3 separate regions of the Homo sapiens genome follow, and all the other regions are linked to region 1. The links are chromatin loops, found by intact Hi-C in ENCODE. Cell type or tissue: IMR-90. All regions are shown on one strand.

Region 1 (8,000 bases):
CTCCTGCTTTTGGTAGCACATCCCACACAAACTTTTTCTGTCGGGTTACCTCACCTGCAGGCCTGTTGGTCAGGGTCCTTCCAAGACAGCCTAGGCCCAGCTGCTTGCTTGATGTGCACTTAGCCCATGGGAACAACCCAGCGGCCCTGCTCCCCGCCCAGCCCTGGAAGCAGGGCTGTTCCCTCTGCAGCCCTTCTCGTCATCTTCACAGTTGGTCTTAGGTAGCTCTAGCTGGCTTCTCGCCTATTTATTGTTTTTTTTTTTTTTTTTTTTTTTTTTTTGGAGAGTCAGACACCATTCTACAACAGGGGCACCTGTCAATCTCTCTGAGTGGTTCTCTCAAAGTCACCCTCACTTGCCTTGGAGTGGGGGTGGGAAGGAAGCTTCCAGAACTGTAACAACCCTCTTTCACTGTTGCCTTCTCCTGTACATAAGCTGAAGAGTGGCAAACGGGCATGGGTGACAGGAGTTTTTGGCTCATCATTTAGTAAGCCCTGGGTAAATGGTCTAACATCTCTCATTAGAACCAGCAGACACTTAACATTGTGCTCTCACCTTTGGGGCCTTGGACAAAACTCTGAGTCAGGAAATATCCCATTTAACACCTTCTTGTACCTGTAGTAATCTCCAGATCAGTTCCATACCTCTTATTCTCCTTTTCTATACCATTTGTCCATTTTGCTAATTTCTCTAGAAGGTATGTTATTCTACCATAGATTTATGGCAACATTTAGTGGAGGAATGATGAAGGACCAGAAAGTCTGGCTTCAGTCACCTCTTGGTTGATATGGTTTGGCTGTGTCCCCACCCAAATCTCATCTTGAATTGTAGTTCCTATAATGCCTATGTGTTGTGGGAGGGACCTGGTGGGAGGTAATTGATTCATGGGAGCAGTTACCACCATGCCGTTCTTGTAATAGTGAGTTCTCATGAGATCTGATGGCTTTATAAGGGGTGTTTCCCCTTTTGCTCTGTACTTCTCCTTGCTTTCACCATGTGAAGAAGGATATGTTTGCTTCCCCTTCCGCCATGATTGTAAGTTTCCTGAGGCCTCCCCAGCCCTGCAGAACTGTGAGTCAATTAAACCTATTTGCTTATTAAATTACCCAGTCTCAGGTATTTCTTCACAGTGGTGTGAGAATGTACTAATACATTGGTGCATATCATAAGAGGAAAATTCAGAGGCAGTGCAACATCTTTACTATTTTGTTACTAGGGATTCTTCAAAATTCTCTTTAATCAGAAAAATATAGAACACTTACAAAATGAAATGGAACAAGGGGACACCAACTCTACTCAAAGACCTCTGCCTGCCTGCGCAGTTGCTGTTTCCATTGCTATGAAGAAATCCAAACTGAGGCCTGTCATCTGGGGTTTTGTTCTGCCAGAGTGGCTTGTAACCAGGAGTAGTACAGTCTGGAGGTGATCCTGACATGTGGACTGCCCCATGAAATGCCTCACTTCATTTTGGTTTTTGAGTCTTTGTTTTAAAGGGAAGTCGTTTTGTAACAGCAGTTCATCGGCATAGTGAGACATAAGCATTAAACATTGAAGCGTTGGTCGGTGCTGCTTCCTTTATCTTTCGTTCTTGCACCGCGTGGCCTCATGACTCATTCTCATGGACTGACACTATACACACCACCCACAGCTGTCCTTTCATGATATGACCTGGCATGCTGCCAGGAGGGCCTATTTATCAACAGTGACAATATAAAGGACAGCCATGTTCTCTTCTTAGTCTTCAGTGGGAGACACATTTGGCCAGAAGTATACCGTTCTGATTTACAGTGCCCAAGAGAAGCGCTTTGCCATTTCAGCCTCATTTTCTCACAAAAACCTAGTACATGGAGTTGCTGCACTATTTGGCTCATATAATAATGTTTTTTTTAAAAAAAATTTTAGTCATTTATTTTTGAGACAGAGTCTCACTCTGTCACCCAGGCTGGAGTGCAGTGGCGTGATCTTGGCTCACCGCAACCTCTGCCTCCTGGGTTCAAGCAATTCTCCTGCCTCAGCCTCTCGAGTAGCTGGGATTACAGGCAGGTGCCACCACACCAGGCTGATTTTTTTGGTATTTTTAGTAGAGATAGGGTTTCACCATGTTGGCCAGGCTGGTCTGGAACTCCTGATCTCAAGTGATCCACCTGCCTCGGCCTCCCAAAGTGCTGGGATTACAGGCGTGAGCCACTGTGCCTGGCAATAATGTTTATATTAGTTGTTCTTCATTTCAAACCTTGACTCAGACCCCACCTAGGTTTCTGGTTGCTGAAGAGAATGAAGTTGTCAACTCTTTTGTCGTTATGAGAGTAGATCTATTACACTGGTATGTGGCCTGGGATAATTACATGTACTCGATCTCAGATTTGCATGATGGGGTTCATTCACATGGTGGGCTTTGGTGAGTTTGGACCACCCAGCTTCAGCACACCTTCCAAACAGCCAATCAGGTGCCTATTCTGCCCTAGCCAGGTGGCAGCCAGATGACCCCAGCTGGCCCGATTGCACATCCTCCCTGGAATGTGAATTTTAAGCAGAATGATGTGGAGTCTAAACATGGTGAAAGATCATTAAGATGAGGGTGGTGTCCTTATGAGACCATTCCTCCAATGGCTCCTTTCCCACAGTTCTGCTTCTAGCCCAGCGGCCCATTTCCAAAGCTGGCTGGCTGGTCTCTCCCTCCACCTGTACATTCCTGCTATCCTTACTATAACTTCCCTCTGCTGGGTCTGTTTTGGTGGCTTGCTAACAGTAAACACTAACTGACACAGCCTGTCTTAATATGGCTGTGTGATTTGAGGGACATCAGAAGAGAACCCCTGACCTTACCATGGTGCTAGAATTCCTTTCTTACTCATTCCTTTGGATGAAGACATTGAAAGCTGCTATTATAAAACAGCAACTATTACTTAGGAAAGGTTACACTTGAAGCTGTTTATTTGCTATGCCTGAGTTATATTGTAAGGATCGTCTCCCTTGTCAGAGACCAATGGAATGGGACATAGGATAAGTAAATGTTGATGGGGAGAATTGGGAGGGAATGAAAGGTCTGCAAGATTGGATTCTTCGAGATCTTAAGGGTGACTGAATTGGAAGGTTCTGGGTACCCAGAAAGAAGCATGAGTTCATAAAACACCAGGGAGGAGAAGAAATGGAGCAAAGAGGGAGTAGGAGGAGATCCTGGAAACAGCTCTGCTGTTTGCCTGGTGGCAGCCACACACATGCAGTCACAAGGGGGCACTGCTGGAACTCTGAGAGAAGACTCCAAAAAACTGATGCAAGTGGAAAGCCGTTCACATTCATCAGGAGAGCTGGGTGAGGATAGCCTGGACTAATCCTAGGAGGAAAAAGACTTTTAAAAGAAGTAACAGGGATAGAAAAGGGAGACGTAGAAACTTCCATCATTGTCCAGAAAGACTAATAGATGTGGGGCAGGTGAGAGTTCCAGGCTCTTGAGCAGCAGGAATATTTCCTCAAACTTCAGCCCCTGGGCCCGTTGAACTTCCTCTCCAGATTCCCATGCCATTCACCTCCAGCAGCCTGGATGGCAGGCCAGTGAACACCCACAACAAAAGTCATCCGTGGCTGGATTATACCTGAGTCTGTGTAGCTTCAGCCACAACCTACCTGGCGCTGAGAGCTGAATTCACTCTAGGTGTCCCGAGTCATTCAGCACAATGTCAGACAGAAGAGGTTCATCTTAAGGGGTAGGGGGAGTAATACTTTTATTTTTGAAAGAAGTTCTTACTGAAGTATGACACATATATAGAAAAGTCAGTGTACAAATCGTAAGTGTACTGCTTGTTAATTTTCACAGTGAACATGTCCATTCAAAAGGCACCATGAAGCAGAATTACCAGCCCCCCAGAAATTCTCCCCTTGTGTTCCCTTCCAGCATCCCGCCCCCACCACGGGTAAAAGCATAAACAGAATCCCAACTTTACCGCTATAGATTAATTTTGCCTGATTTTGAAACTTAAGTAAATGGAAGTGTACAGTATGTACTTTCTGGCTTCTTTTGATCAATTACATATTTTTGAAATTTGTCTGTGTTGCTGTGGGCAGCGTTAAGCTATTCATTCTCATGTCTTCATAGTCCTTTATTGAATGAATACACTACAGTGCATCCATTCTAACAATGGACATTATGGATATTTGGGTTGTTCCACTGGGACTAATACAAATAGTGCTACTATTCATTTCTATTAGGTATATACCTAGCAGTGGAATTCTGGGTTGGTAATGCTATTTTTGGTCATAAATGATGACCAAAAATTTTAACCATAAATTGACAATGCCAAGTCTCTTGTATGATTTGTGTACCTGAAAAAGGCAATTTCAAATGTGTTTTGAGCAACATTGTCATTAAAATAAATATATAGGCCGTCAAAGAAATTATTGAGAAAGAAAGGGTAATTAGCTCTTACCTAATGACATTCAGCACTCTTAGTGGCCACAGAGTGGAGGAAACCAAACCAAACAAACAAATAAGACAACATAGAAATGTAAAACAATTTATATGACACTACCAAATTGATTAAAGATATACACAAGATAATTATTTTGGTCAAAAATATGCATATGTAACCCCTCTATCTTATGCATATGTAACCTTTCTGTCTTAAGCCCACTTAGGGGCAGCTCTTTCTGGCCCCAGGCAGACTCACCACCACACCATACTACTGCCTCCCAAGATGTAAGTCTATACTACTGCCTCCCAAGATGTAAGTCTATACTACTGCCTCCCAAGATGTAAGTCTATTTTACATCTATAAATCATTTTACAGATTTTTTTCATGTGCATATTAATACTAGAATTTTTTATGAAGCATAGATATGACATTTAAAAATGCCAGATTTCTAAAAAGGTCAACCTAGAACCCCATTCTCCACACACAAAAAGGACCCTTGCTTGTATGTACAAAAATCCCAAAGTTCATATTACCTTACCATTCCTTGACCAGACAGAATGATGAAGCTGCATCTACACAACTCCAGGACAACACTTTGAATAGAGACAGAACACAGCTATTTAGTATCTGTAGTCATGGTCTGATGGAATTAAAGAGAAAAAAGGTTGAGTTCATTTACGTTGGTTTTTTAGATGTTGACCCAGTCTAAGCCTTTTTGACATTTTTAGAGGGCCTCAGACTTGTCAAAGGAGTTTTTTTTGTATCCCAATTAAAATCAATGTACTGAGATAAATTCACCAACATTCAATAAAAGCCAGTTTTAAAAATAGAAATGTGTCTAGCCACTACCTCTACCCCCTATTCCTTCTTGGGGAGAAACTATCGGTGCTTTAGATTGTCAGGCTGATAGCTTTCCACCTTCCATGAGAACTGCCTTTACCCGAAATTATGCTAAATAGTCATTATCCAATTCATCCTGTCAGGTTTCCAAAACACGTTAATTGTTCCAAGAGACAAGCCCATTCGACTCAAAAAAAAAATAACCACTTTTAGAGGAGATTATCAAATTATAACATGTTCCAAAACTGTGATACTTCTCCCTCAAAATTTGGAATGATTTCACTCTATGTTTGTTTCTTTTGCAGAAATTAAATCACCTAACTGATATCTTATGGTCTGATTGGAACAGGATTTCAATAGCAGCCCTGGGAAAGTAAGTTCCAGAAAGTATACTTCTCTTCACTCAAGGAAAGGTAGCTGGGCCCATATAAGGGGAGAGTGTTATTTGCAATGTTACGGATTTGTGAGAGATCACCATTCCTATCAAATCTTTCTGTTGTCCCCTCATCTAATGAATTCTAGAAAGTGAAGAGTCTATGTTAGGAAGTGATTCGCCATAGGTCTGCCCATCTTATACACATAAGCCCTGGCAGCCTTTGTTCTGAACTATCTTTTCTTTTCTTTCTTTTTTTTTTTTTTTTTTTTTTTTTTTTGTGAGACGGAGTCTCACTCTGTTGCCCAGGCTGGAGGGCAGTGGCAAGATCTCGGCTCACTGCAACCTCTGCCTCCGGGGTTCAAGCAATTCTCTGCCTCAGCCTCCCGAGTAGCTGGGATTACAGGTGCCCACCACCACGCCCGGCTAATTTTTTTTGTATTTTTAATAGAGATGGGGGTTTCACCATCTTGGCCAGGCTGGTCTTGAACTCCTGACCTTGTGATCCATCCAGCTCGGCCTCCCAAAGTGCTGGGATTACAGGCGTGAGCCACTGTGCCCGGCCTCTTTTCAAGGATGTTTGTATAATGAACAGCCTCAGGGAACAGGGATAGCATCTTCCTTTTGGGGGGCAGACTTGGTTCTCCACTAAGATGATAAAGGTATTGTCTCCTTCCAGGACAAAGTTTGGGAAGCTTTGCTCTCAGCCCTCTTATTAGACTGGGGCTTTCCCAGACTCAGGGCTCAGCTGTGGCACAAGCCCACTGTGAATGCTGCACTCTGTGGCCCAGGCTGGAGTGCAGTGGCGCGATCTTGGCTCACTGCAACCTCCACCTCCTGGGTTCAAGTGATTCTCCTGCCTAACCCTCCTGAGTAGCTGAGATTACAGGTGTGCACCATTACGCCAGGCTAATTTTAGTATTTTTAGTAGAGATGGGGTTTGGCCATGTTGGCCAGCCTGGTCTCAAACTCCTGACCTCAAGTTACCTGCCTGCCTCGGCCTCCCAAAGTGCTGGGATTACAGGCATGAGCCACCATGCCCAGCCAAGCTGTGTTTTTTTACCAATATCTATGAAACCAGGACAGGACAACCTGCTAGCTTGTAATTCAGGTAAAACATCAGCCTTTTCACGGTTCTTTTTTTTTTTTTTTTTGATGTTAAAGCCCATGGGCTAGTTCATATACGTCTTTATTTCTTTTTTTTTCTTTTTTTTAAATTATACTTTAAGTTTTAGGGTACATGTGCACAACGTGCAGGTTTGTTACATATGTATACATGTGCCATGTTGGTGTGCTACACCCATTAACTCATCATTTAACATTAGGTATATCTCCTAATGCTATCCCTCCCCCCTGCCCCCGCCCCACGACAGGCCCCTGTGTGTGATGTTCCCCTTCCTGTGTCCAAGTGTTCTCTTTGTTCAATTCCCACCTATGAGTGAGAACATGCGGTGTTTGGTTTTTTGACCTTACAATAGTTTGCTGAGATTGATGGTTTCCAGCTTCATCCATGTCCCTACAAAGGACATGAACTCATCATTTTTTATGGCTGCATAGTATTCCATGGTGTATATGTGCCACATTTCCTTAATCCAGTCTATCATTGTTGGACATTTGGGTTGGTTCCAAGTCTCTGCTATTGTGAATAGTGCCACAATAAACATCCGTGTGCATGTGTCTTTATAGCAGCATGATTTATAATCCTTTGGGTATATACCCAGTAATGGGATGGCTGGGTCTAATGGTATTTCTAGTTCTAGATCCCTGAGGAATCGCCACACTGACTTCCACAATGGTTGAACTAGTTTACAGTCCCACCAACAGTGTAAAAGTGTTCCTATTTCTCCACATCCTCTCCAGCACCTGTTGTTTCCTGACTTTTTAATGATCGCCATTCTAACTGGTGTGAGATGGTATCTCATTGTGGTTTTGATTTGCATTTCTCTGATGGCCAGTGACGGTGAGCATTTTTTCGTGTGTCTTTTGGCTGCATAAATGTCTTCTTTTGAGTAGTGTCTGCTCATATCCTTCACCCACTTGTTGATGGGGTTGTTTGTTTTTTTCTTGTAAATTTGTTTGAGTTCATTGTAGATTCTGGATATTAGCCCTTTGTCAGATGAGTAGATTGCAAAAATTTTCTCCCATTCTGTAGGTTGCCTGTTCACTCTGATGATAGTTTCTTTTGCTGTGCAGAAGCTCTTTAGTTTAATTAGATCCCATTTGTCAGTTTTGGCTTTTGTTGCCATTGCTTTTGGTGTTTTAGACATGAAGTCCTTGCCCATGCCTATGTCCTGAATGGTATTGCCTAGGTTTTCTTCTAGGGTTTTTATGGTTTTAGGTCTAACATTTAAGTCTTTAATCCATCTTGAATTAATTTT
Region 2 (8,000 bases), 830 kb after region 1:
CTCTTTAAAAAAAAAAATCACTAGCTCAGGAGGAGCTGAGCTGCCAACAGGAAGAGAAAGTGGGCAGGCCTCGCTTGCTGGTGAGCCTGGGGCATTTCAGATTTTCCTGTGAAGAGTGGATTTAAATGGTGAAACTTATTTCAAGACAATGCCACAGGTATAATGTAACATTAAGATTTTCCTTTTCCAGTTTTTAAAATAACAGTCATTATGCAATTTAGCTGAAAAAATGCTTTGGGGACCAATACACACATGGCCCAACTTAAGACGCAGTACATGGAGGATATAACCTCCACACACTAGTTTTAAAGTCCTAGTCCTACTCATTGTGTCATCCTCAGATGACGACCAGGAATGGAGCTCCTCGCGTGCTCTGATGAAGGACAGAGGGGACACTCTCTGGGGCTGAGAAGGCAGTGGGAAGGGCAGTTAGGTGCTCCAGGCTCCCCTCCCTATTTCTGAGGATTTTCACAACACAACCAGTGTTTCTTTTCTTTTCTTTTTTTTTTTTTTTTTTGAGACAGTTTCACTCTTGTTGACCAGGCTGGAGTGCAATGGCACAATCTCGGCTCACTGCAACCTCTGCCTCCTGGGTTCAAGTGATTCTCCTGCCTCGGCCTCCTGAGTAGCTGGGGTGATAGGCATGCACCACCACTCCTGGCTAATTTTGTATTTTTAGTAGAGACAGGGTTTCTCCATGTTGGCCAGGCTGGTCTCGAACTCCTGACCTCAGGTGATCCGCCCACCTCAGCTTCCCAAAGTGCTGGGATTACGGACATGAGCCACTGTGCCCAGCCAGTGTTTCTTTTCAATTGTGGTAAAATATACATAACACAGAATTTATCCTTGGAGCCATTTTAAAGTGTATTAATTCAATGGCATCAAGTACATTCACAACATTGCACAACTATTATCTCTGTCTAGTTCCAGAACATTTCATGATATCAAAAGGAAACCCCACACCCCTTAAGCAGGCACTCCCTATTCTCCCCTCCCCCCAGGCCCTGCCAAGCATGAATCTATTTTCTGTCTCTATTCTGAACTTTTTGTATAAATGGAATCATAAAATACGTGCATTTTTGTGTCTGGCCTCTTTCAATTAGCATAAACTGTTCATAGTCCATCCACACGGCTGCATAGATGAGTACTTCATCTCTCTTTAAGTCTGAATAACATTCCATTGGGTGGATACAGCGCATTGCGTTCATCCATTCATCTGTTCATGGCCACTCAGGTTGGTTCCACCTTTTGGCTATACTGAATACTGCCGCTATGAACACTGGTGTATAAGTATCTGTTTGAGTCCCTGTCTTCAAGTCTTTGGGGAATATACCTCAGAGTGGAATTGCTGGGTCATATGGTAACTCTGTATAACCTATTCGGCTAATATTTCCTTTTTTTTTTTTTTTTTTTTTATGAGGAACATCTTTTATTTCTTGTAAAGAGGGGAAAATAAGATTTTTTAATATTTCTCACTCATAAGATTTTTAAACTCTTAAAAATGCAATATCCTCTTTTCAAAGCACATGCCATCTTAAAAAAATCTTAGCAATGTACATTTGCACTCAAAGAAAAACATGGCAGCACCACTGTCTTCTGACAAAATTCTGCATAAAAAAACCCTATGCAACTTTTTGCAAATATGTTCCTTCTTTATTATTCAGGGACACCAAACCACAAACATTCAGTGCAATATTTATTGTTTTTTATTTCCGTAGGAAACACAGGACCAATGATGTCTTCTGACAACTGTTTCCTGATGATTTGTTGGGTTTATTGGATCTGAGGATCCTCGGATCCAATAAACCCAACAAATGAATTCCCAAACAATCTTAACAAAACTATAGAAGACCAAGAAAGCTTAAAAGAGACAAAGAATAAAGACAAGTCACCTAGTAAGGATGGCCAAGTCCTCAACTTCCCCAATGGAAGCCAGAAGTTATGGAGTCATATCTTCAATGTGATATGAGAAAATAACTCTCAGGCTAGGAGTCTATACTCAGCAAAACTGCCTTTCCAGAAGGAGAGCAAAATAAAGATAGTTTCAGCCAAACTATACAACCTGAGAATTTATTTCTAACATATAACCACTTAAAGAATGCAACTTAAGCAAAAGGAAAATCACCACAGATACATTGAGATGTGGTGAGGGGCAGGGGCAGAGAAAGGTAAGCAAAGATATTGATCAATATGTGGACAAATCTAAACAAATGTTGATTGTACAAAACCAAAATAATAATAATGTCTACTTTGTGGAGAAGGAAAAACTAAAGCATATAGTAGCTAAGCATGGTGGCTCACACCTATAATCCCAGCATTTTGGGAGGCCGAGGCAGGCAGATCACTTGAGCCCAGGAATTGGAGACCAGCCTGGGCAACATAGTAAAACCCCATCTCTACAAAAAATACAAAAATTAGCCAGGCATGGTGGCATGCGCCTTTAGTTCCAGCTACTTGGGAGGCTAAGGTGGCAGGATTACTTGAGCCTGGGAGATCGGGGGCTGCAGTGAGCTGTGATCGCGCCACTACACTCCAGCCTGGGCAACAGAGCAAGACTCTGTCTCAAAAACAAAAAAACCACATAGTAAGGTGGTGGTCATAAATCCAACTATGTCAATTATCATAAAAGAAAAGGGACCAAACTTTCCAGTTAAACACAGAGACTGTGAGATAAGAGAATAAGACATCAACGTCCTTGAAGCAAAGGGAATCATTACTATATTGAGGTCCATGTTTCTCCTACCCTTAGAACACTCATCCTACCCTTAAAACACTCATTCTTCAGGATGCAACCAAAACCACAGTAGCCCTAGCAGATACCCTTTGTTTGTAAACTTGTCTAGCTGTCAACAGTTTCCTTACTTAAAGATTTAATTAAAAAAATTAATTTAAAGGCCAACAAAAATTTTGCTCCATCATCACCTTAAAACACCTACAGTTCAGCCAGGCACGGTGGCTCACAGCTGTAATCCCAGCACTTTGGGAGGCCGAGGTGGGTGGATCACCTGAGGTTAGGAGTTCAAGATGAGCCTGGCCAACATGGTGAAACTCCATCTCTACAAAAATACAAAAAGTAGCCGGGCATGATGGTGGCTGCCTGTAACCCCAGCTACTTGGGAGGCTGAGGCGGGAGAATCGCTTGATCCCGGGAGGTGGAGGTTGCAGTGAGCCAAGATCACGCCATTGCACTCCAGCCTGGGCGACTGAGCGAGACTCCATCTCAAAAAACAAACAAACAAAAAAACACGTACAGTTCTATTATCTACATGCCAATGTCATAAAAGCCACTCAAACTCCAGGTAAGGAAAGCTACTTTCTGGGAACATGAGACAGGTTTTCCCAAGACACATGAACACCTCGCACAAAATGTCCACATACATTACCGTCTGCTTATTTGGTAACGACTAGGCAGATTTGGGCATGACAGGATACCAATCCACAGCCCAGCACTGGGAAGCACTGCCCTTTGTGGTGGAAGTTCTATACCGGAGAAGTTAAAGCAGAACCTGTTTTCATCTCTCTGCCAGGTGGCGCCTGTTCTCACGAGCCTGCTCACAAGCAGACAGCAGGGTAGGCATGGAAGTGGGACTGGGAAAGAAGGTGAGCTCTGTGGTTCTTGGCAGTGGGGGACACAGACATCTCACTTGAGTGGGGAGCCCTAGCCACTAAAAGGTATCCAATGGTAATGTCAGAAGAAGAAGATAAGAGAAAATACCCCTGCAAACAGCTTCCTGGGTTGTTAGAACGCTATGATTTCCTGAAAAAGCTATAGGTAACTCTTCTTTTCCTTGTATATCATGGAGACCTAATACATACTCCTAACAAATGATGTTGACACAACATACCACACTGAAATCTTAGGCAGAAAAAGGCAGAACGAAAATTATATACATACAGTTTTGGATTTCTTCTGGGCACATATTTACAATCTTTTCTCTGTGGGTGCATGTGCCATATCAGCTCCCCCAGGAGAGACAGATACATAGTACACCAAATTATTCATAGTGGCATCACTGGTTGAGATATAAAGTGTTAAGATTTTCTTCTTTCTACTTTCCAAATTTCCTATAGAGCATCTTCAAAGATTATGTAATCAGAAAAAAAGTTAAATCTGAGTTATCTAGTTTTACCCTCTTCCCATACCACTTTTAGGTTGACACTTGCTATCTCAGCAGTGGTAGGTAGGTTTCTTAGGTTTAATTTTCTTTCCGTGGTCAACCCAACCAAGCTACAAAGCCTACCCAAGAGTGACCTCCTGTGGCAACATTCAGTTTTACCCGGAACGAGTCAAGCTTCAAAGCTTTTTCTAAAGCAACAAGCTCCAATTGGTCAGACAGAAATTTACAGTATTTTATTTTGCTAACTATGACCTTTTGCATCAAGCAAAGAAGTCACAGATAATGTCAACTGCATATGTCATGTATTACCCGCAAGGCTGTTCTGAGGAGACTGTCAGTTGGGGGCTAGAATATGAGGATGACAATAATGTGTAGCAGAAACACTTGGAAAAGAGAAAGGAGGTGACAAAAATTCTGAAATGTACTTCCCTAAAAAGCTTGATTTTCCTGGCAGAGGGAGCAGGGGTGATTGAGTGCAGACTGCTTGAAAGGAGGTCTCAACAAAACAAAACAGCATCTCAACCCCAGCCATTTATTCTGTTTACTTTATTCTGCATTTTTTTAAAAGTAGGAGTTGGCAAATAGCTATCTATTTGAAATGGGGAACTCTGTATATGATGAAAGATGCCATTTCAAATCAATAGAGGTGGATTATTTAATAAATAGTTTTGGAAAAACTAGACAGTAGAGTCGGGGGTGGGGGGGCTGGATTCTTATTTCATTCTTTATTCCAAAATAAATTTCAGATGGAAGTAAACTTGGGACATTAAAAAAGAAAAAAATATACAGAATCATGGGAGAAGACAAATTTTAAGAGAAGGATGACTCCTACATAAACTCAGAAGCCATAATGTGAAGAAAAAATAAACCTGACTACGTAAGAAGGTTTTTAAAGTCCTGCAGAGAATAAAAATACAAAATAGGAGAAGAAATGAAAAAACTTGGAGAAATATTTGCAACACACATGAGAAACAGCTGTGATCTCGTCTATGCAAAACTGTAGACAATCCACAAGAAACGTCCCAGCCAAGAGAACAATAGGCAAAAGATTTGAATAGAGACCCATCTCATGGAAAATCAACATACCCTGGTGAGGGCACTACCCTCACCCACAGCAACCAGAGCTCACAGGAAGAGGATGCCATAGATCACCTACCTGATCTGGAAGTAAACTGCCTGATAACCCACTGTGTGAGCAAGGCTGTGTAGAAAGTCACTGGCATCCATACATGATGGAATGTCAACTGGTATATTTTTTGGAAAAGACCATATTTTGGCACTGCCCATCAAACCTAAAATGGCTCATGCCTTTTGACTCGGCAATTCCACTTCTAGGAACGTATCCTACTAGCACACGTGTACAAAATGTCAAAGCAACGATATTGCTTCACAACTGCATTTAAGAGTGCAAACAACGGCACCTACAAATGGGGAAGAGGGGGCCTGACTGGTCACAGGAGCTGTGGTACATGCACACAAGGGAATATTGCACAGCTGCACAACACGACTATGGAATCATTGTTAAGATACAGCAAGTGAGTTTTTCAGAAAAGCACAGTGAAGAACTGTGTACATCGCATTGCCATTTGCGTGAAATAAATAGGCAGATATACGCTTAAATAACACAATTCTGACACTGGAAATAACGGTGGCATTTAAAGAACAGGGATGGGACACTTTTGTACTGTCTGAATTTCTGCTAAGAGCATGTATGATATTCTTAGACTATGTATATAAAAACAAGGTTGGGGGAGGAAAGAAAGATGGTCATACAAATTTGTGGAATCTACTATTCTTTGGGCTGAGTAGCTGCCAAAATAACATTTTCTGGTTTACAAAGGTATCTGCCAGACACAAAGGCCATGTTCTATACTACCAATTGATATACAAAGTCTCCAAAAGATAACCCCATAAAGATAGAAAGTAGATTCCTGGCTGCCAGGGATAAGGTGGGGGGAAGTAAATGGGGAGTGACTGCTAATGGGTACAGGGTTTCTTTTTGGGGTGATAAAAATGCTCTGGAATTAGATAGTGATGGTTGCACAAATCTCTGAATATGCAAAACACTGCTGAACTGTACACTTTAAATGGGTAAACTGTACGTATTTGGAGTTTTTTGGTATTTTCTTTTTCTTTTTTGAGACGGACTCTCGCCCTGTCACCCACGCTGGAGTGCAGTGGCGTGATCTCGGCTCACTGCAACCTCCACCTCCCAGGTTCAAGTGATTCTCCTGCCTCAGCTTCCTGAATAGCTGGAATTACAGGCGTGCACCACCAAGCCCAGCTAATTTTTGTATTTTCAGCAGAGACGGGGTTTCACCCTGTTGGCCAGGTTGGTCTCGAACTCCTGACCTCAAGCGATCCACCTGCCTTGGCCTCCCAAAGTGCTGGGGTTACAAGTGTGAGTCACCACACCCGGCCAATTGTACGTATTTGAATTACATTGTAACAAAGCTGTTATTATAACCCAGTTACATCTGACGCTCGCTCCTGTACCCCTTTGGCTGGATTCTTTGCCTCTAACCTTCCACTGGGCCAGTGCATTTGCCTCATTTGAATGCAGATTCCATGTGACTTGCAGAAGTTTCCAAGTCAACTGCAAGCATTTCTAGTAGATATGACTCCAAAATGTTGCTCACAATCTTTTGCAGAGGACTCTCAGCGTCATTCAACCTTGATTCTTGGCCAAGGGCATTTTTGTGAACATTACACACCGTACAGTAATAGGCTACGTGACACAGCGCTGCCCTCCACCCCGTGACTGCCCACCTAGGGTCTTTGCAAGTTAACTTTCTGCTCCCGTCTTTTATATATTTGTGTCTCCTCCCTGGCCACAGCCACTTCCTGCTGCTGGCAGAGGCCGATCTCCAGCTGCATGGTCCGTTCCTTCTCTTCTGTGCTGGGAACCCCAGCAGCCGTTGGAAGGCAGCTTTGAGCAGAATGAACAAGGCTCTTCTAAGAATCAGGGCCTGTGTTTCCCTGCAAGAGTGTTAAGACAACTTTCTGGGCTACTTCTAAGCTTTTGTGTTAGATCCTAGGTCCTCAGCTGGGCTGCAGGCAGATGAGGGTGCCAAATGAGGGACAGGCTTTTGATGTCAGACATTCCAAAGGCTGATCACTTGTCACTCTCATCACTCCTCTATTAGTGCACATTTAGAGCTTCCTTGCTTCCTCACTGGACTGGGGGGTAGAAGTCTCTCCTACTTCTCCCTTATGGAGGTCTCTACCTACACAATAAAACTCCCTTCCCAGCTTTTTTTCTTCCCAGATAGCATCTGCAAAGCTCTACAAGGTCATTGGGTCACCAAGCCTCAGCTTGCAGCATTCTCTTATTGTGCTCATCCTTGATTCTGAACACCCTGTACCCTGATTGCTTGTTAACGCCTCGAGTATCTCTGTGAAGCCCTTCAGAGGTGCTACTTAGTACCACGTTCTCACACCACTGGGTGCCTCATCACTGCCGTACTGTTACGACCAGGTTGTTGTTAACTCTCCTTCACCTCAGTTTCCTTTTAAACTTACTTATTTGATAGTCCAGTAATTATTATCTTATCCCCAAGTATTGGCTGCCTGCTGCCCTGTTGTCTGCACATGCTGGGCCTGCGTGGACTGTGTTCTCTTGGTTTTCTAACTTTGGATCAGGCATCGGGTCAGGTTGAGCAGGGAGCACTCACCGAGCAGCTAGGATTGTGAAATTCTCCCTCTGCAGGGGCTCTGCAGCCTGGAGCACATTTTCGTGTGCATTCCACTCCACATCTGAATGTGGCACAGGCTCGTGGTTTGACTTCTCATAGGTGACTATTTCCTCCCCTAAACCAAAGGCCGAGGTAAAGATGGGCTTTCCCCCTGGCTTTTGGCTAGAAATCTGGCCTTCAGCCCTCT
Region 3 (8,000 bases), 120 kb after region 1:
CTCCCGGGCTGAAGTGATCCTCCCACATCAGCCTCCTGAGTAGCTCAAACCACAAGCGTGTGTCACCATGCTAATCTAGTTTAATTTTTTAGACATGGGGTCTCGCTATGTTGCCCAGGCTGGTTTCGAACTCCTGGCCTCAAGTGATCCTCCCACTTCGCCTTCCCAAAGTGCTGGGATTACAGGCATGAGCCACCACACCCAGCCAAAGCTTGTCTTTTCTTAGTGGCCTGAAATGTTTAGCAATAGCTACAAGAATTTTTCTGTTACTTAGTTGTCCTAGGTTTCAAAACATTCTTGATTTTAATCTCATCAAAATGAGAATTTTGATCTTGAGCACTTGCTGTAATGTGGTTTTGTTGGTACTCCTGATAACCAAAGACCTCCTTCAATGTCTTCGAGGTTAAGCCAATTGTCAAAACTGTGAAGGGTTTGAGTTGTTACCCTATTTACAAGCTAACAGGTTGGCCGACCATAGTTCCCTACAGACGGGCAGAATGTAGAGACTCCTGGGTCAGATACAAAGGACTTATGAGCCTTCTGTTCACATCAGTATCTCTTGCCCCTGAGTCCCATAGGGTGATGCAAAGGTGGATGTTGTGTATGTAGTGGCTCTGTGTCAAAGCCCAGGAACCCTGGGCTTAGAAAACCCCTGATTGCATGTAAACCTGCCCAATCTTTGCCCTGGAGGCAGACATTATCTTTATTATCCTGATCAGGAAATGAATCTGCCTTCTGCCTCAGAGAGAGACACCATCTCTATCTTCCAAGGCTGGCTGCTATACAAACATCATTGGAAAAATAATCTGGAACAAATGTTGCCATGTGTTTGCTCAAAAGATGGGAAGAAATGCAAAGACCTATGGAGAATTTTCTCCAAACACCACCATCTTCATCAGGTGTCTTCTCAGATGGCCTCTCTCTAAAATAATCCCTGGTTGTCACTTGCTACCCCTTTCTTTGCTTTGTTTTTCTGCATAGCACCTACCATGTCCTGATATCACATTACACTGTTATTTGTTTATCGTATGTTTCCTCCACTAGAATACAAGTCTCATGAGGGCAAGATATCATCTGCTTTGTTATTGCTGTATAAGCAGGGTTTAAAACAATGCTTGGCACACAATAGGTATCCAATAAACATTTCCTAAAGTAGTCAATAAATTAATGATAATCTGTCATTGAGTATCTCCTTTGTCCTAGGCACAACATGTTGAATGAGAGTACCATGTGTATCTGAACTTGCTACCTTTTCCCAAAAGAATTTATTCAGATGCTCTGCTCAATAACAGGGAACTCTTAGATCATGCACAACCCCCCAAAGTTTCCAGGATTCCTTGATCACCCCACATTCAGAAAGATCCTGCCCATTTTGGGCCCAAGCTCATAGTGTAAAGCCTTCATTTCTGCCTTTTGGTGATAATGACACAGAAAGAGAAGGGCAGGACTCTAGGACTGATCTCTTTGGAGAAAGTTCAAAACTGCAATAACCACATGTCCTGTGCTCCTAGCCATTAGAAACCTAAGGCTGGACGCAAAATGTCTTGGGAAGTAATTCATAGTGGTATGGAAAACAGACCACAGGCTCAACAATTTAAACCAAGACATTGGCATTTATGAGAACTTTATTGCAAAGGAAGAGGAGAATGCCCACTAGCCAGAGACTTGAAACCCCATGCTGTGGTTCCTTGACTCTCAAAATTATGAACTGCTTTTAGAGCTGAGCATACTCAAGACACCCATCAATACCCACTCCCTTGTTTAGTAATGACTTTGTATTTACCAACAAGCTTCAAAAGATTAAACTGATACTTTCTTTGAAAACAAGGGTAATCACAGTAATCTGTTCAGAAGAAAAAAGGAAGTGTGCCAGTTATTAAGCTCTTGTCTCTCAGCCCCCAAATCACTCTGCTGCATTTCTGCTTTGCCGGTTGCTCCCTGTCAGACTCTGCCATGAAGGGATAATAGAGGGATGCAGCAAGACTGGAGGAGAGAGAAGAATGTGTTCCTTCTTGTTTATTAACATTCCTATTAGTGTCTTCTCATGAATGGTTCTCCCTAGCAGGTGGTTCCAATTCTTGTTTTTCCTCCTACATCATTGGAACCATCCTTATCCCACCCACTCAACCATCAGGACCACCAGAAAGTTTCCCCACTCAGAGCCATGGGTGACAGCCTCATAGGGACCCTCCTCCAATCTTCTAGGTTCAGAAACCTCTTCTCCCTGTTCCCACCAAGCCCTAGGGGTAGTGGCTGCTTCCTGCAGTTACAATCTCTGAGACAACTCAGGATTCTCTTTACTTGTCAGTTCTCCAACACCATTAACCAATTCCTTATATTAAATTCACTCTATTAAAATAACTGGTATAGATCCTGTCTTCCTGATGAAACTTTGACTGAAAAAGGAAGTATGACACTGAAGATTGGTCAAGAGTCATGGTATTTGTTCACATGAGTAAAACATTAATGATCTCTGTTAGTTGACCTCTTTAACTTTTGGATTAGATGACACGAAGCTCTATTGACTATGGAGAGATTGACACCACCGTTAATGGTGGACAGCATCCCTTCGTTATTATGAACTATGTTTTTCCTACTTATTTCATGGAATCAGTGAAGAAGTGACTATTAGGTACCTTGTGCATTGTGGGATGCAAGCACAGAGTCCTATATTCCAGTAATAATAGTTTCAGTTAATAGACCATGCATTTTTCATCATATCACAAAGAAGTATGATCTATGCCAGATGTCACCATGCTCTATTTTAAGTTTTTCTAGAGGACAGGCATTTCCACACCACATATAAAACTAAAAGGGACATTTTCACAGTAATGTAAGGGAAAGGAGACGTTTAGCACAACTGCAAGATGACATCCCTTATACTCTGTGCTCCAAGAAGCCTTCCTCAACAATGTTTTCTGAGTTTCCTCTGGGCAGGATTACCTAATCACAGCTGGTCTCCTCAGGGGTTGGGGATGTTCTGTCTAAATCAGCATTTCACACCTGAAAACAGAAAGCATACATTTTTCTTATAAAAATAGCTCAAGGGACAAAGGATACTTAATATGCCTCTTGAGGAAAGAATACAACACCACCTACAGACTTGCCAAAGTAATTGAACTTGAGTCCATTTAGACCTCTGAATCCAGATGTCAGTGGAAGGAAATAGAAGACAAAGGTCAGGGTTGAACTGCCCATGAATATGAAATAGCAAAATCCAGACACTTACAAATCTTATAGATTGACTGGCTTTGGTTTTTCAATAGGTAAATTATAAGAAAAGAAAGATGGAGGAAAACATATGTAATTCTTTTTCTTTCTTTTTTTTTTTTTTTTTGAGACGGAGTCTCACTCTGTCGCCCAGGCTGGAGTGCAGTAGCGTGATCTCGGCTCACTGCAATATCCGCCCCCTGGGGTTCACGCCATTCTCCTGCCTCGGCCTCCCGAGTAGCTGGGAATACAGGCGCCCGCCACTACGCCCGGCTAATTTTTTGTATATTTAGTAGAGACGGGGTTTCACCGTGTAAGCCAGGATGGTCTCGATCTCCTGACCTCATGATCCACCCGCCTCGGCCTCCCAAATTGCTGGGATTACAGGCGTGAGCCACCACACCCGGCCATCATATCAAGTTTTAAAAAATGAGCCAGACAAAACTCCAGTGTCTAGAGAGAGACACCGTCTGTTACAAAGATAAAGAAACACAAGGAAGTGATGACTAGAAGTCAGTGATGGTGGCTACTTTTGGGCTGTGACTGAACTAGGACAACTGAAGGGCTTTTGGGATGACTGCCAAAGCTCTATTTCTTGACCTGAATGATGGTTACAAGGCTGTTTATCTTATAAAAATTCATTAAGCTACGTCTTTGTTGTGCGTAGATATTTATATCTGGATTTTATTTCATGGCAAAGATTGAGAAAGAGAATAGCCCCTGGCAGCCTGGCACTATCAGCTAGACCAGGGGTGTCCAATCTTTTGGCTTCCCTGGGCCACATTGGAAGAAGAAGAATTGTCTTGGGCCACACATAAAATACACTAACATGAATAATAGCTGATGAGCTAAAAAGAAAATTGCAAAATAATCTCATGATGTTATAATAAAGTTTACAAATTTGTGTTGGGCCACATTCAAAGCCATCCTGGGCTGTATATGGCCCACAGGCTGTGGGTTGGACAAACTTGAGCTAGACTTTGATGTTGCTAGAAGCTGGCTTGGTACTTATGGTTGGGTCTTGGTGCCCTCCTATTGAACATAAATATTTTATAAACCAACAACATCAGACAAGGCCACTCTGTGACCATGATGGATAAAGATAAAAATAAAGACTGGCCTGTAATCATGTGTGACTACAGAAGACGGAGCATTGTGAGGTCACAAAAATGACCAAATATGGCCAGTAATAGAATTACCTCCACTTCTTAACAGCAACCACTCTAAAGCAAAACCTTGCTTCCTTAAACCCTCCCCTAAATCACCTAACATAAGCCCACACCCCAAAATAAGTTTTTTCTAAAAATCTCTTAATGAGATGTCCAATGGTTCCCCCATGGTGTGCAGTCTCCCTCATTGCAAAAAGCAGTAATCCCAATGTGTTCAACTATAGGTATGTTCCTGGCAGTCCTGGGCTGGAGGTCTTTGACAAGATAAACAACAAAGAAAGAAATAAAAATGAGAGAAAAAAAAGCCCAAGGGCTACCAGTCCCTGTCTGTCTGACAATGTTCCAGGCAACCAGAAATCTCTCCAAGTCAAGGTACATATTTGCCGTGACTGGGAATATTCAATTCTGTGTGCTGAAACATTTCTATTTCCTGATTCTTTGGGGAAATGGAGAAATACCATTGCAGTTGAGTGTAAATTGGAAAGCATGTTGGAAACATCTGGATATAAGTTCCAGAAATATCTGGCCTCTCTGCTGGCTTCACCCAGAGGGAGAAAGCCAGACTGCTTTGTAATAATCAGCAAGTCACTCTGAAACCACCTGACAGTTATCAAATTTAGGAATCTAAATTAGTCTGAGACCCAACACAGACATCTCCCGAAATATTCATATTCATTTCAGGTTGGAAAAGCTATTTTGTGCATGGCATAACCACAATCTCTTGTACTTGTGAGGCTTTATAAAGGCTTAAAAGAGCTTTCATATACCTGGTATTATTTTACCTTCAAAACAACTCTGAGAAAAACTGAAAATACATTGTTATACCTATTTTATGATGGAGAAAACAGAAAAGAGAAGTGACAATCTCAAGTACACATAACTAGCCAGGGCAAAAGCCAGGCCTCTGACCCTCTTAACTTTTCACTTTAGAAAATACTTAGTCATGACAAACCTTGATCCTTTCAGGGTTGATGTGATTGTTTGAAAGAGTCACATTTCATTTAAGCGAAGTCTGGACAATGAAGTGAGTAATACTTTTTATGGTTAAGGAAATGTAGAAGGTGTTATTCTTAAGAGTAAGAGTGATTTTTTTTGTAAGATATTTTCTGGCTCCTTGGTCAATTCTCTTTCCAAAATATCATCACACAGCACATCCAGGGGGACAATTAAACTTTCTGCTTTAGGGTAGAGTAAATACAGTTCGAGGGAATGGAGAGTTTGCAGGGAAACATGTTTAACATATCATCCCTCTATTGCTCTTCAGGGATTTGTGAACACGAACCAAGACAGTAAATTCTATGAAAACAATGGTACAATATTTGCTTCTGGAACTTTCTGTTCACCCACTCAAGAAATGCAGTATGACCAGGCCATGCCAGAAGGCCCTTTGTGTTCTGTGGTAACTTTGAGGCCCTTGGGTAAGTCATGGAACCTTGCTGAATCTCAATTTCTTTGTCTGTACAGCGAAAGGTGGGACTAGAGGAGCCCAGGGTGGCTTTTAGCTCTGTAATGCAATACTGTGATCTCAGCAGGATTTCACATCCCTCCTCTACTCATCTCTGATGGAGAGCGTAGCTTAGGTGATCATTTTACCTTTATGCCGAGACACACACAGAGGTTTTCCTATACCGTTTTCTTACGACAAATATCCATACACTCTTTTTATAACAAATAGTTTACAGTGCCTGTTTTCCTAGTTTTACATGAAATTCACAGACAATACAACCCACCTTTACGTACTTTTGCCCCAAAATTGGTATGATGCTCTAATAGTAATACAAAAGGGAATAAAATGAAAGTAATTCAGAATAAAATGTATTTAAACATGTAAACAGTCAAACATGACAACACTAGAAGTGTCCTTGCCCTCTGTCCTTCAGAAAAAAATTTTAAAGGCTCTGTGATCAAACAAATTTGGAAAGTTTTAGATTAATCCAAGTCCAACATTTTGCAGGACTTCTCAGAGACTTGAACATACTACTGTCCATTGCCAAGTTACAAGGGAGAATTTGGAATATAGCATTTTCCCAAATCTTAAGACCATGCAAGCCATTCTTTAGAGATGTTTTATGCAACTAGGGATCCTGAGGACATGCTTTGAGAAACTTTCCAACATCCATCACGAGGTACATCCAATCACGAGTGACAGCACGGCCCTGTGAACTGGTCATTGTCAAGGCTTAGTGTTATTGGGTGTAGGAACACAAACTAGAGCAGAAGCTCATTTAGCAACACCCTGGCCTTTACCCACTAGATTCCAGTAGCACTTTCCCACCCTTGCCAAAGTTCTGACAACAAAAAATGTCTCCAGACATTGCCAAATGTCCTCTGTGGGGCGAAATTGCCTCCTGTTGGGAACCCCTTATTAAGTAACATGCAATATATAACATTACTTTTCCCCTGCTCACATTTTATGAAAGATATTTTATTCAGATTCTCCACATTCAACTTCCAACAATGATGTCTTCACTATTCTGGGAAGCACTTCTGGAGCCATCTACAGGCATCTTCCAGGCTTCCACCATCTTTGTTTTTATCTAAGTTGTTTTGAGATACAGCCACTTGTCTCTGGGGACCACTGAGTATTCAATTCTCAGCCATGGTTTTTACGTTCATTCTGTATGTATTTGTGATCTTCAATCTTAATGGCAGATTCTATTGCTTCTAAAGAGCTTCTGGAAACAGCTTCACATTACCTGCAGTGCTAGTGACTACCACTTTCTGGTACCAGGGAAACATCTGCTGCTCTTGGCCATCTCAGGGGTCTGAGAGACTCTTGGAGATTCTCTTAAACTTCCTGCAGACACAGCAAAACGGATGTGCCTTTTGCTCCCACAGTACGCTGGGTACAGGGAACCCTAGGGTCTTTCTGCCCACTTGAGCTTTAGCCATGGACAGAGCATAAGTTCCCCTTGCATTCAGATCCTCAAAGCTAGGCTGGTCTTCCATTATTTCCTCCTCTCTGCCCTGACTTGGCCTTGTCAAGGGCACAGGCCTGCTCAGGGACCCACTGACATCTGAAGGATTTTCATTTACCTTTTATCTCTCTTTCTCCCACACATCCCAGAGAATCTTCTCTAGGCTTGAGCATGGCACAACTGTACCTGCTTGACGATGTTTTCTTCCAGGTCTTTGTATCACGCCCAGCCTGGGCTTTTGGAACTCAAAACTTTGACTGCCTAGTTGCCTGTATCATCCCCTTCCTGAGGCAACCACGGCTGACTTCACAGACAGGAGTAAGGGTGGGGCGGGCCGAAAGAGTAGAAAAAGTAGCAGAGGTTAATGACCTAAAATAGCATGCCATCACACGGTTAAAGGTGTTTCTGGTCATAGCTGAGAGACAGAGAACAAAGAACTTACAAAGCAAAGTTTGCTGGCTGCCCCAACAGAACAGGAGCTGATGCAGAGATGGGGAAGGAATTGGACTGGTTTAACAATTGTGATTCACTATCACACAGTCTATTATTAGTTCTGCAATATTAAATAAGAATTTCAAATTCAGTTATGGTAACAATGAGTCACCATTTTCTACCCCCAGATGAAGCTAAAGATAATGCCATAATAAGGTAAATGACACTGAAAATAGACCAATAACTTTTCTGAAGTGGTAGGCTGAGTTTT

What was found. Hi-C counts contacts between places; a loop is a spot of excess contacts. Peaks named below come from ENCODE experiments on the same cell type or tissue, not always from the same donor. Only the 100,000 strongest peaks of a DNase experiment are listed, where the experiment ranks them.
Region 2: it touches region 1 in a loop (6-fold over the local background); 11 of 110 quality-filtered maps call a loop at or near these places.
Region 3: a loop joins it to region 1, with 4 times the contacts of the local background. A loop is called at or near these places in 17 of 110 quality-filtered maps.

The regions. Positions count from the first base shown.
Region 1 is chrX:13,641,474-13,649,473 of GRCh38, reverse strand. No RefSeq gene overlaps it. Among named protein-coding and RNA genes, the nearest start is that of TCEANC, 7.7 kb to the left of the region's middle. In IMR-90, a CTCF peak has its summit at 3,222 (motif pointing right); DNase peaks (open chromatin) are centred at 1,613 and 3,253; H3K27ac peaks cover 1,374 bases.
Region 2 is chrX:12,810,884-12,818,883 of GRCh38, reverse strand. The region is part of intron 4 of PRPS2 (phosphoribosyl pyrophosphate synthetase 2); the gene reads right to left. Among named protein-coding and RNA genes, the nearest start is that of PRPS2, 23 kb to the right of the region's middle. In IMR-90, a CTCF peak has its summit at 4,251 (motif pointing left); a DNase peak (open chromatin) is centred at 4,253.
Region 3 is chrX:13,518,003-13,526,002 of GRCh38, reverse strand. No RefSeq gene overlaps it. Among named protein-coding and RNA genes, the nearest start is that of EGFL6, 48 kb to the left of the region's middle. In IMR-90, no CTCF peak of the experiment used is centred here; no DNase peak of the experiment used is centred here; H3K27me3 peaks cover 380 bases.